Linked DNA regions of Homo sapiens: region 2 is linked to region 1. Evidence: read pairs that join two places in POLR2A ChIA-PET (ENCODE). Cell type or tissue: IMR-90. All regions are shown on one strand.

Region 1 (5,000 bases):
CTGAGAATGATGGTGGTTTTTTCTGTATGGGCAGTTCTGTCAACATTTTTCCAGAATGAAAAAAGTAGATAACACCCTGGAGAATGCAACTTGAATTCCAAAGAACTTTGTCACGACAGAGAATTAGGAAGAGAGCAATGGAAAAATGTTCTCTGGAAACTAATACAGAAAATAGTAAATTGTGCTAATTCAAGGTAAGAAAAGTAGCAAATTTGGATTATATGAGACTTCAGCTAAACATGAGTCAGGGAGTAAATAACAAATAATGAAAAGAAATGCACTGGGTGTCCTGGAAATCTTATATGGGAAGGTTAGGGAATACTTCAAGATCTCGTTTCGATAGAGGAGGAGGGATTTTCCAGACATACCAGGGGTTCAGCATTTAGGGCTCAGGCCCTGGTGTGCGTGTGAGAGGACATGTTGTACTGCTGGAGCAGCAAGCAGGTTTGATACATCAGGAGTTCCAGGTGTGCATAAAGGAGTAGAAAGGCATGAGGAGGGAGGAGAAAGAATGTGTTTAGAAGCTACAGTGTGGTGAAGAGGAGTAGTAGGAGCCTAGGCATAGTGCATTTATTATCTTCATCTTTCTAAAAGAATTACACAGGGACCATGCAAAGTACTATAGAGAAAGAACTAACCAGCTAACTTATTTCTTTCCTAGCTTCCTTTTGTAAATATTTACTGTGCATCTGCAATAGAACATACCTAGTGTTAGGTACAGCAGACATTCAAATCCTCTCTCTAGGCTATAGGACATCTCTCCTCTGCACAATACTATGATTTGGGAAATCTGGCTTGTATTCAATTTAACCATCCCCTGGGTCCCCAAAAAGTTGCTCCCTCCTGCTTTGGCTCCCTGATTCAGCAGATGCCTCAGGTTAAGCCCAAATACCTTTCTTGGTGCCATCCACAGGAATCTCAAGTATACCCAAGACTCTACCTCTTTTTTTCAGTACTGCTATTTTATAGTTCTCTCTCCCTCCTGTTTGGCATGGTAAAGGGGCAGATTAATAAGCCACTAGCCAAGAATATTTCTGAGCAGGGAACCAATTCAAGTTTCCCCTTGTTGCAGGCATGCCCAATCTTTGTAAGAGTTTCTACTGGAGCCCCACTTGTTAGGAGGAAGGGAAGCAATCAGCCACACCTCCTGCACAGGTGATAGTGAAGAAGAAAATAGCCTCTCTTTGTGAACTCTGTACTTTCCAAAAGATTCCCCTCTACCTTTCTCCCATCTTGATTCTTCTTATATTGACTAGAGATTAGATCATTTTGGCACTTCTCACTAAGCTTTTCAGGTAAACTTCTAGAGGTCCATTGTTCATAAAATGGGATATGCTTTATAATGCGTTTTCTCCCAAGCTTTGGGCCTCAACTGGTCACTTGGGTTCTTACACTTTTAAAAACTTCATGGTGCCTAGAACTATGCTTTGCATTTTAGACTTGGAAGTTTAGAATACCAGAAGGACAATTTAGAGGTTTTCAATCAAATCCCTTCATTGTTCAATATGAGAGCTGAGATATGAAGACATGAAGCGATTTGTCCAAGATCCATGTTTGTTATTGGGTACTTGAGCCATATCAGTAAAGATGCCCTCGGTTATAAGAAACAGGAAACCTTGAGTCTAAACTATGTTAAACAATAACAGAATTCATTTTATCACATATCAGGAAGTCCAGTGGTGGAGCAGTCTACAAGCAAGGCACAATCAAGAGCTCTGATTCCATTCCTCTGCCATTTTCTCTGCTCTGTCCTGTCACCAGGTGCCAGCTTTGGCCTCAGGCTGGCATCCTTCATGCTTTCAACATGGCTGGTTACTGTAACTGTGGCAAGATTATTCCTTGTTCTTGTTGACCTGGTGAAAGAGATTCTTTCCTCTAACCATGGAATGGAAGTTCTTTGCAATCTGATTGAGCCAAACTGGTCATGTGCTCAACTCTGGACCAGTACAGTCACCAGGGAAATGCCTGTGCACTGACTAGCTTAAAACTGGGTGTCTGAACAAATCACTCATAAGCGGATGAGGTTTCCGTGATTGGCTTAGTTATGATCTGTTTCCAGAGTGCATATGCCTTCAGTTTTTCTGAGTCACAAATATGACTGCAAGAGGGCTGAATCTCTAAACAGAATTAGAAAGAAGGAAGTATAGAGAGAATGGACACTGTGTAAGCAACAAATATATCAACTACAGGAACCCAGGGACCCCTGTTCCTCCCAACCGGCTATATTCCAGTCCTGTGTTGATTGGCATGAAGGGAGAGAGATGTGCTCTGGAGAAATTTAGGGCCTGAAATGGTACCACATTTGAAATAGACATTGTGTGATATTCTTCTATGAATGAGGTTTCTGAGACAGTCCAAATAGCAAGTTCAGAGAGAGGCTATTTTATTCTGCTGCCAAGATAATGCCATCTGCTATGACATCACAGGTGGGTAAAGCAGCATATTTTATCTGATGTTGTTACCAAGGCAACATAGTCTGACCATGACAATAGGGTAAGGTGGCAGCATAGAAAGTGACTTTTTCCCAGCTTTTTTTTTTCACCATAAAAAACAATTTAGAAAGAACTTATTGTTAGAGAATATTTTATATTTCAAGAGGTAGGGTAGCCAGAAAATAAAAAAATGAAACAGTAATTAAGGCTTGTAGATGAATGTTGCTTGGACATTCTTAGGTCAACCAAAATGATCAATAAATCCTTGTGGGTTGGACCCTCTTATCATGGGTCTCAGCTACTTTAACTTCTTCTTTGTCTAAATCTTTAAAAAATGTTTTCAATGAGGCACAGGTATGTGCAGATCTAGCGTTTATTTTTCTTTTGATTTTTTCTCTATCAACTTCTGCCTAACTCTCTTGTAGCTATTTGCTGAGACTCATTCCAGTACTTTTGTGTGCCTGCTCCCCATAGTGCATATCATAGAGCTAGACAAATGGAAGGCATTCAGATATACCTGTTGGGTGACTGATCTCTCCTTATGCTTCTTATGTTTTACTCGAAAACCAATTTTCTAAATTTAATTGTCCTTATTTGCTTCTTTTTAGAAGAGATATATCCAAAATGAATAATGGATTCAACATGCAGTTTGCAAAACAACATGAATTTCACTTAAGAAATGTAATTTATATTACCTGTTTATCAGCCTGAGATGAAATTTGTTATACCTAGAAAAACAGAGGGACTTTCTTATACATTCATTTATTCATAGGATAAATATTTATTGGGTGACCATTATGTGTCAGGCACTGTTCCAGGTGCTGGAGATAAAACAGTGACTAGAGTAAACAGAGTTGAAAAGAAACTATGAACAGAGTAAACAGATTATCTATAGAATGGGAGAAAAATTTTGCAAACTCTGCATCCAGCAAAGCTCTGATATCCAACATCTATAAGGAACTTAAACAAATTTACAAGAAAAAAACAAACCACCCCATTAAAAAGTGGGCAAAGCACATGAACAGACACTTTTCTGGTGTTACCATCTAACACCAATCAGAACGGCTATTGATATGGTTTGGATTTGTGTCCCTGCCCAAATCTTATGTCAAATTGGAGGAGGGGCCTGTTGGGAGGTGATTAGATCATGGAGGCAGGTTATCTTTGCTGTTCTCACAATGGTAATTGAGTTCTCATGAGATCTGATGGTTTAAAAGAGTGTGGCACTTCTTCCTTTGCTCTCTCTCTCCTGCCACCATGTGAAGAAGGTGCTTGCTCTCCCTTCACCTTCCACCATGATTGTAAGTTTCCTGAGGCCTCCCAGTCATGCTTTCTGTTAAGCCTATGGAACTGTGAGTCAATTAAACTTCTTTTCTTCATAAATTACCCAGTCTCAGGAAGTTCTTCAGAGCAGTGTGAGAACAAACTAATATAGCTATTATTAAAAAGTCAAAAAATAACAGATGCTGGCGAGGTTGTAAAGAAAAAGGAATGCTTATACACTATTGGTGGGAGTGTACATTAGTTCAGCCATTGTGGAAGACAGAGTGACAATTCCTCAAAAACCAAAAGACAGAAATACCATTCAACCCAGCAATCTCATTCCTGGGTGTATACCTTAAAGAATATAAATCATTCTGTTATAAAGACACATGCACACTTATGTTCATTGCAACACTATTCAGGATAGTAAAGATATGGAATCAACCTAAATGCCCATCAACAATAGGCTGGATAAAGAAAATATGCACATATACACAGTCATTTCCATAGATCCTCTGAAATCTAGGAGGAGGTTCCCAAATCTCAGCTCTTGTCTTCTGCACACCCATAGGTCTAATACCTCAAGCCACTGAGGCTTGGGGCTTGCACCCTTTGAAGCCATGGCCTGAGCTGTACCTTGACCCCTTTTAAAGCCATTACTGGAGATGGAGTGGTTCGGTTGCAGGGTGCTATGTCCCAAGTCTGAACAGACCAGTGGGGCCCTGGGCCCTGCCCAGGAAACCATTTTTTCATCTTAGGCTTGCAGGCCTGTGATGGGAGGGGCTGCCATGAAGATCTCTGAAATGCCCTGGAGACATGTCAGGGCAAGACACCACCATTGTCTTGGTTATTAGCATTCTGTTTCTCTTTATTTATGCACGCAAATTTCTGCAGTCAATGGGGTTTCAATTTCTCCCAGAAAAAGGGGTTTTCTTTTCTACCACATGGTCAGGCTGCAAATTTTCCAAACTTTTATGTTCTGCTGTCCTTTTAAACATAGATTCCAATTTCAGACCATTTCTTTGTGAACACAGATGACTACATTTTCAGAAAAAGCCAGGCCACATCTTGAATGCTTGGCTGCTTAGAAATTTCTTCCACCAGCTACCCTAAATCATCTCTGTCAAGTTCAAAATTCTACAGATCTCTAGGGCACAGGCAAAATACCACCAGTCTCTTTGCTAAAGCATAGCAAGAGTGACCTTTACTCCAGTTTCCAATAAGTTCCTCATCTCCATCTAAGAAAAGCTCAGCCTGGACTTCATTGTCCCTATCACTATCATCATTTTGATTAAGTCCATTCAA
Region 2 (5,000 bases), 89 kb before region 1:
AGCTATTTTTGTTTGTTTGTTTGTTTTAGTCTTGGCATTACTCTGGTGAGATACTCAATATTTTCCTGTGTTTTGCAGTGATGTGAGAGGTAACATAGAATAATGCTAATGATTGCACATCTGTAGCCAGAATCGCGGGGTTCAAATCCTGGCTTAACCATGTTCTAGCTTTCTTAACTTAAGCAAGTTACTTAACCTCTCTGAATCTCAGTTTTCACATCAATAAATTGGGGATAATTTAGCACTTACCTCATACTGTTGTAAGTTTAATGGGAACAGTATGGATAATGCACTTGGAACTGGGCCTGATACATAGGTAGTGCTTTTTTCTCCTCTACCCTGTAAGAGATATGGCCAGAGCTAGGATTCATCCAGGTCAACACCTTCTTATAGTTTCATTGATTTTGGTCTTCCTTAAATGGATGAAAACAAAGCAATTCTCTGAAACTACAAGACCATATAGCTGCTAAATCGATGCCATTGGGGTTTAGAAAATTCTGACATGAATTGGGCTGCATTAGTCAGGGAAACCTTTGTGGAAAGGAGTCATTTGTTAATTCAACCAATATTTACTAAGCTTTTATTATGAGCCTGGGATTGTACTAGTGCTTGGGATACATCCCTCTTGATGAACAAGAGGGACAGGGCTCTTTTCTGTACTTGGGCTGGGCCATGAAAGATTTGGAAGAATTAAATGAACAGAGTTGCAGAAAACAGCCCTGGTAAAGGTTCAGATATAAGATAAAGATGGTGGATGTGGGAGAACAGAAAATATATTTTGGATAGGTTCTGTTTATTGAAACCCAGAGAACTTGATAACACAAGTGATGGAGAAGGAAAAATGGAGGTTTCAGATGTGAGCAAGAAGTGAGCACTATGTATATGAGGAGGGCACACATGAAGGACTAGGAGGGAAGTTGGGTAGAGCCTGGGAATATGTGCAACTTGAAATCTATTTCAGGATTCCGGGAGTAGCATAATGTTCAGATTTACAGTGGTGGTGACAGAAACAGGGGAAGAAAAATACGGAGAGGCATTCTGAATAGAGCACTGATAGTACTTGGTGACTGAACTTATGAGATAAAGGAGAAAGAAGAATGAAAGATGATTTAATGTTCTCCTAACCAGTTGAGATGATTTAAGCATTAACCTGGCTCCAGATAGAGCATCTCTAAGGTTACTCACTTTAAAGATAATCACTTTTATAGATGCATTGTATAGATGAGTGCCTTAATCAAAACAATATGTTAAAAATCGGTAGCAAAGTTGGAACGATATTTCCAATTTGTGACTCTTTCTATTACAGGTTGAGTATTCCTTATCCAAAATGCTTGGGACCCAGAAGTGTCTTAGATTCTGAATTTTTTCAGATTTTTGAATATTTGCATATGCCTTAGGAGGTATCTTGGGGATGAGACCCAAGTCTAAACACAAAATCCATTTATGTTTTATATACATACCTTATAAACATAGCCTGAAGGTAATTCTAAGCACTATTTTAAATAATTTTGTCCATGAAACAAAGTTTTGATTGCATTTTGACTGTGGCCTATCATATGAGGTTAGGTGTGGACTTTTCCACTTATGGCATCATGTTACCTCTCAAAAATTTTCACATTTTAAGGCATTTTGGATTTCAGATTTTCTAGGATTAGGGATGCTCATCATGTTATACCAAGGGAAAGGTTACAGTAGCATGGATAACATATAGGCAGACTCAAAATTGCATTATTTGCATTGGCTAAGGACCTTATTCTGTCTGAACCTTGGAGAAAGCATCTAATCTCAAAAGATTGTAAAAAGCAAAGAAAAAGATTTTTAACTCAGTAGAGCTCAATGGTTGTTGTGTTCCTTCCTGTCTATACTTGACCCCAACCTCATTTAGACTTTGTGGAGCATCTTGTTCTGAAATTGTATTGACTCATGGGTGAAGGAAACACACATTAAGCAAATACCAGAAGAAAATTCTTGGAGCTGTGTTAGATTCCTTAGAGGATTTGCTCAGTGGTAATGGAACAAAGTATGTTTGGTTGGTACAGGAGACAGGATAATGTAAGCTGTAATGTGATTCAGTGAGAGAGTCACAGATGACTGCCGCATAAACCAAGCAGCAATGAATAAATGAGGCCTGTCCAGACACATCCTGCTGGACACTCAGAAAGTGACCACTGGCAACAGTGTTTCTAAACTTGGATGCCAACCCAAGAGTGCCAGAATGTCAGAGGTGGAAGGAAACTCCAACATCATTGTGACAAACCTATCATTTTACAGATGAAGTCACTGAGGCCAGGAGAGGTTAGTGTAGGAAGAAGGATGCATAGCAAAGTGAAGGGAGCAGCACTAGGAGGTGATGAAGAGCATAGGTATTGAAATCCTGTAGCTCTTAATCAAATTATTTCACTTTCCTTGGTCTCATTTTTTTTTTTTTTTTGACTGGAGTCTTGCTCTGTCACCCAGACTGGAGTGCAGTGATATGATCTTGGCTCACTGCAACCTCCACCTCCCAAGTTCAAGCAATTCTCCTACCTCAGCCTCCCGAGTAGCTGGAATTACAGGTGCCCACCACCACACCCAGCTAATTTTTGTATTTTTAGTAGAAGTGAGGTTTCACCACGTTGGCCAGGTTGGTCGCAAACTTCTGACCTCAAATGATCCACCCACCTTGGCCTCCCAAAGTGCTGGGATTATAGGTGTGAACTACCACGTCCAGCCGTTGGCCTCATTTTTGATGACTTTATTTTTAAAATGAAAAAAAAAATGCCATCTATAACAAGAGGCAGTGAGCATAAATTAAATGCTTCATGAAAAGTTTCGTATGCAGCTGGCTTTGAGGGTCATTCTGAATTCTTCTTTACTGTCTCTGTTCCCCGCATGCATATAAAGTTATCATCTATTCCCCAGTGCCTGACTGTTGTGGTGCAAATGAACAGGAAGCCACCATTCCCCCAGCTTTCTGCCTACCCGCTGAAGACTGCAAGACCCAGTTCAACCGTGACCCAAACATGGAGCTGTCGTCCCAGCATTGTGAATAAGGGCAGCTGGGAGTTGGGGAGATGGGAAGTGCAAGAGTTAAGAGAAAAACAAAACTTGGCTGATGTGTTGGTCTCTGAGGTCCCAGTGGCAGTCAGCCAACTCACTGCTGTGGCCAAGGGGAGCTTGAAAATTAGGGAATGAGAAGCACCTTAAAGGGAAAACTTATCTGCTTTTTCTTCCTGAAGGAAGCGTTTTCCTTATAGTGGTTGAAGTCGTTTTCTCTCTCACCCAAATAATGGGATTTCCTGATGTAAATTACCTCTTATCATGGAAATGTAAACAAAAAAAAGAAGATTAATTAGGCGAGCAATTATTATGTGGCAACCACTAAGCTATGTACTTTATATATGTTAACTTATTTATTCCTCAAAATAACTTCATGAGACAGGTATTGATTTCAAAGCTGAGAAAACAGAAAGTAGAGGCACAGAGAAGAGAAGTAAATTAGCCAAAATAGTGGAGTAGTAAGTGAAATTGGGTTAAGGTGTAAAGTCAAGCAGCCTAGCTCAAAAGGCTGCTGTCTTATCAATGCTTTGCTGCTATATAAACTTGCCTGTGTGAGGGAAGAACAAAGGCAGAGACCACAGAACAGGAGTAACACAGGAAGCAGCAGCAGCACTATGCCAACCAGGTAAGAGAGCAGAAGAAAAGGGGGAGCAGTGTGATGGCGCAAATGAGCACACAGTGCAGAAAAGAAAGGTGAGGTGGAAGCATCAAGGGTAGCATAGCCCCAGAAATTGTGTTGTTAAATGAATTTTCTGAAGTCTGTAAAGACTCTTTCAGATACATAGCCAATAGCCAACAAAGTGGGCATGTCCAAGAACTCAGAGGAGTTGATGAGAAGTGATCAAGCAGCTCCGCATAAAGTCTCCGCTCATGACAAGGGACAAGAACCTCTCCAACTCAGCTTTCTTAACAAGCCCATCATGATGCCTGGTGGTAAACACAGTGGTTCAGAGATCACACCAGCTAGGACCCGGTGGTCCCATCCTGCTCTGCTACTCCCTAGCCGTGCATGGGATCTTGAGCCTCAGTTTCTTCATCTATCAAATGGGATTAAGACTACTCCTCATAGAGGTATGGTGAGAGATAGGTGATCCACCATTTATACAACCCCTCACTCAGAGCCTGGTACACTGATAAGTTGTGCAGAATAATTAATAATGAATATCATTACTACCAACCTTGGGTCATCTTCTATGAGTTAATTTTATCTCAGAATCTACAATCTTGGACTTCTGCACACGTTGGAGGCAGGTGCCTTATATATGGCGTTCATCTATGCAATTGTTTTTCATGCTCTGACTAAAGAATTTATGATGATAACAAGAAACACAACCTGCAAGTAAAAAGGCAACACCTAAGGGCAGTATTTGTATTTGCTGCAGAGTAAACAGCATAAATACTCAATTTCAGGTCTATAAATAAACTTGGAGAGGATTGGCATGTTTTTACATATTTCTTAAATGTATATCTTATTATAGTTATTGAGAGTTGAGCATCTGTTAAGAATATTAAAATCAAAAGAAGTGTTAAGCCTTAACTACAATGAAAGTATTAATATAAAGTTGGGAACTACAACCTTTTCCAAACCACAAAGTCAGAATGACTATATTTTTCATATTAAACAGAAGTCAACTGATGATTGAATTGCCTTTGAAATGCTAAAAAATTTAAATTTTATTACAACTGAAAGTAGGAGATGCGCCCAATAGATTGTTAAGCAAAAGGTGGAAATAGATATCACATTCTAACATAGGAGAATTGCTTTAAGTGCTGAAAATGGCATTGCAAATTTCTCTGAAACATCCAACATCATTCATTAAAGTTTGCTTTATCATACAATGCCACAGAAAACTACAAAGTAAAATATGAGAAACTACAAACCAATCTGATTTAAAATAACCAGAACAAAGGCATCCTTAATAATAGTTTCATTACCTCTTCATCATTTGCTGATGTACCAT

Evidence for each region. ChIA-PET counts read pairs that join two places held together with the same protein. Peaks named below come from ENCODE experiments on the same cell type or tissue, not always from the same donor. Only the 100,000 strongest peaks of a DNase experiment are listed, where the experiment ranks them.
Region 2: POLR2A ChIA-PET joins it to region 1 with 6 read pairs; 2 of 35 experiments call an interaction of 5 or more read pairs at or near these places.

The regions. Positions count from the first base shown.
Region 1 is chr1:66,461,977-66,466,976 of GRCh38, reverse strand. No RefSeq gene overlaps it. Among named protein-coding and RNA genes, the nearest start is that of SGIP1, 70 kb to the left of the region's middle. In IMR-90, no CTCF peak of the experiment used is centred here; DNase peaks (open chromatin) are centred at 86 and 1,976; H3K27ac peaks cover 1,795 bases.
Region 2 is chr1:66,551,106-66,556,105 of GRCh38, reverse strand. All of the region lies in intron 1 of SGIP1 (SH3GL interacting endocytic adaptor 1), which reads right to left. Among named protein-coding and RNA genes, the nearest start is that of SGIP1, 19 kb to the right of the region's middle. In IMR-90, no CTCF peak of the experiment used is centred here; a DNase peak (open chromatin) is centred at 2,045; H3K27ac peaks cover 2,302 bases.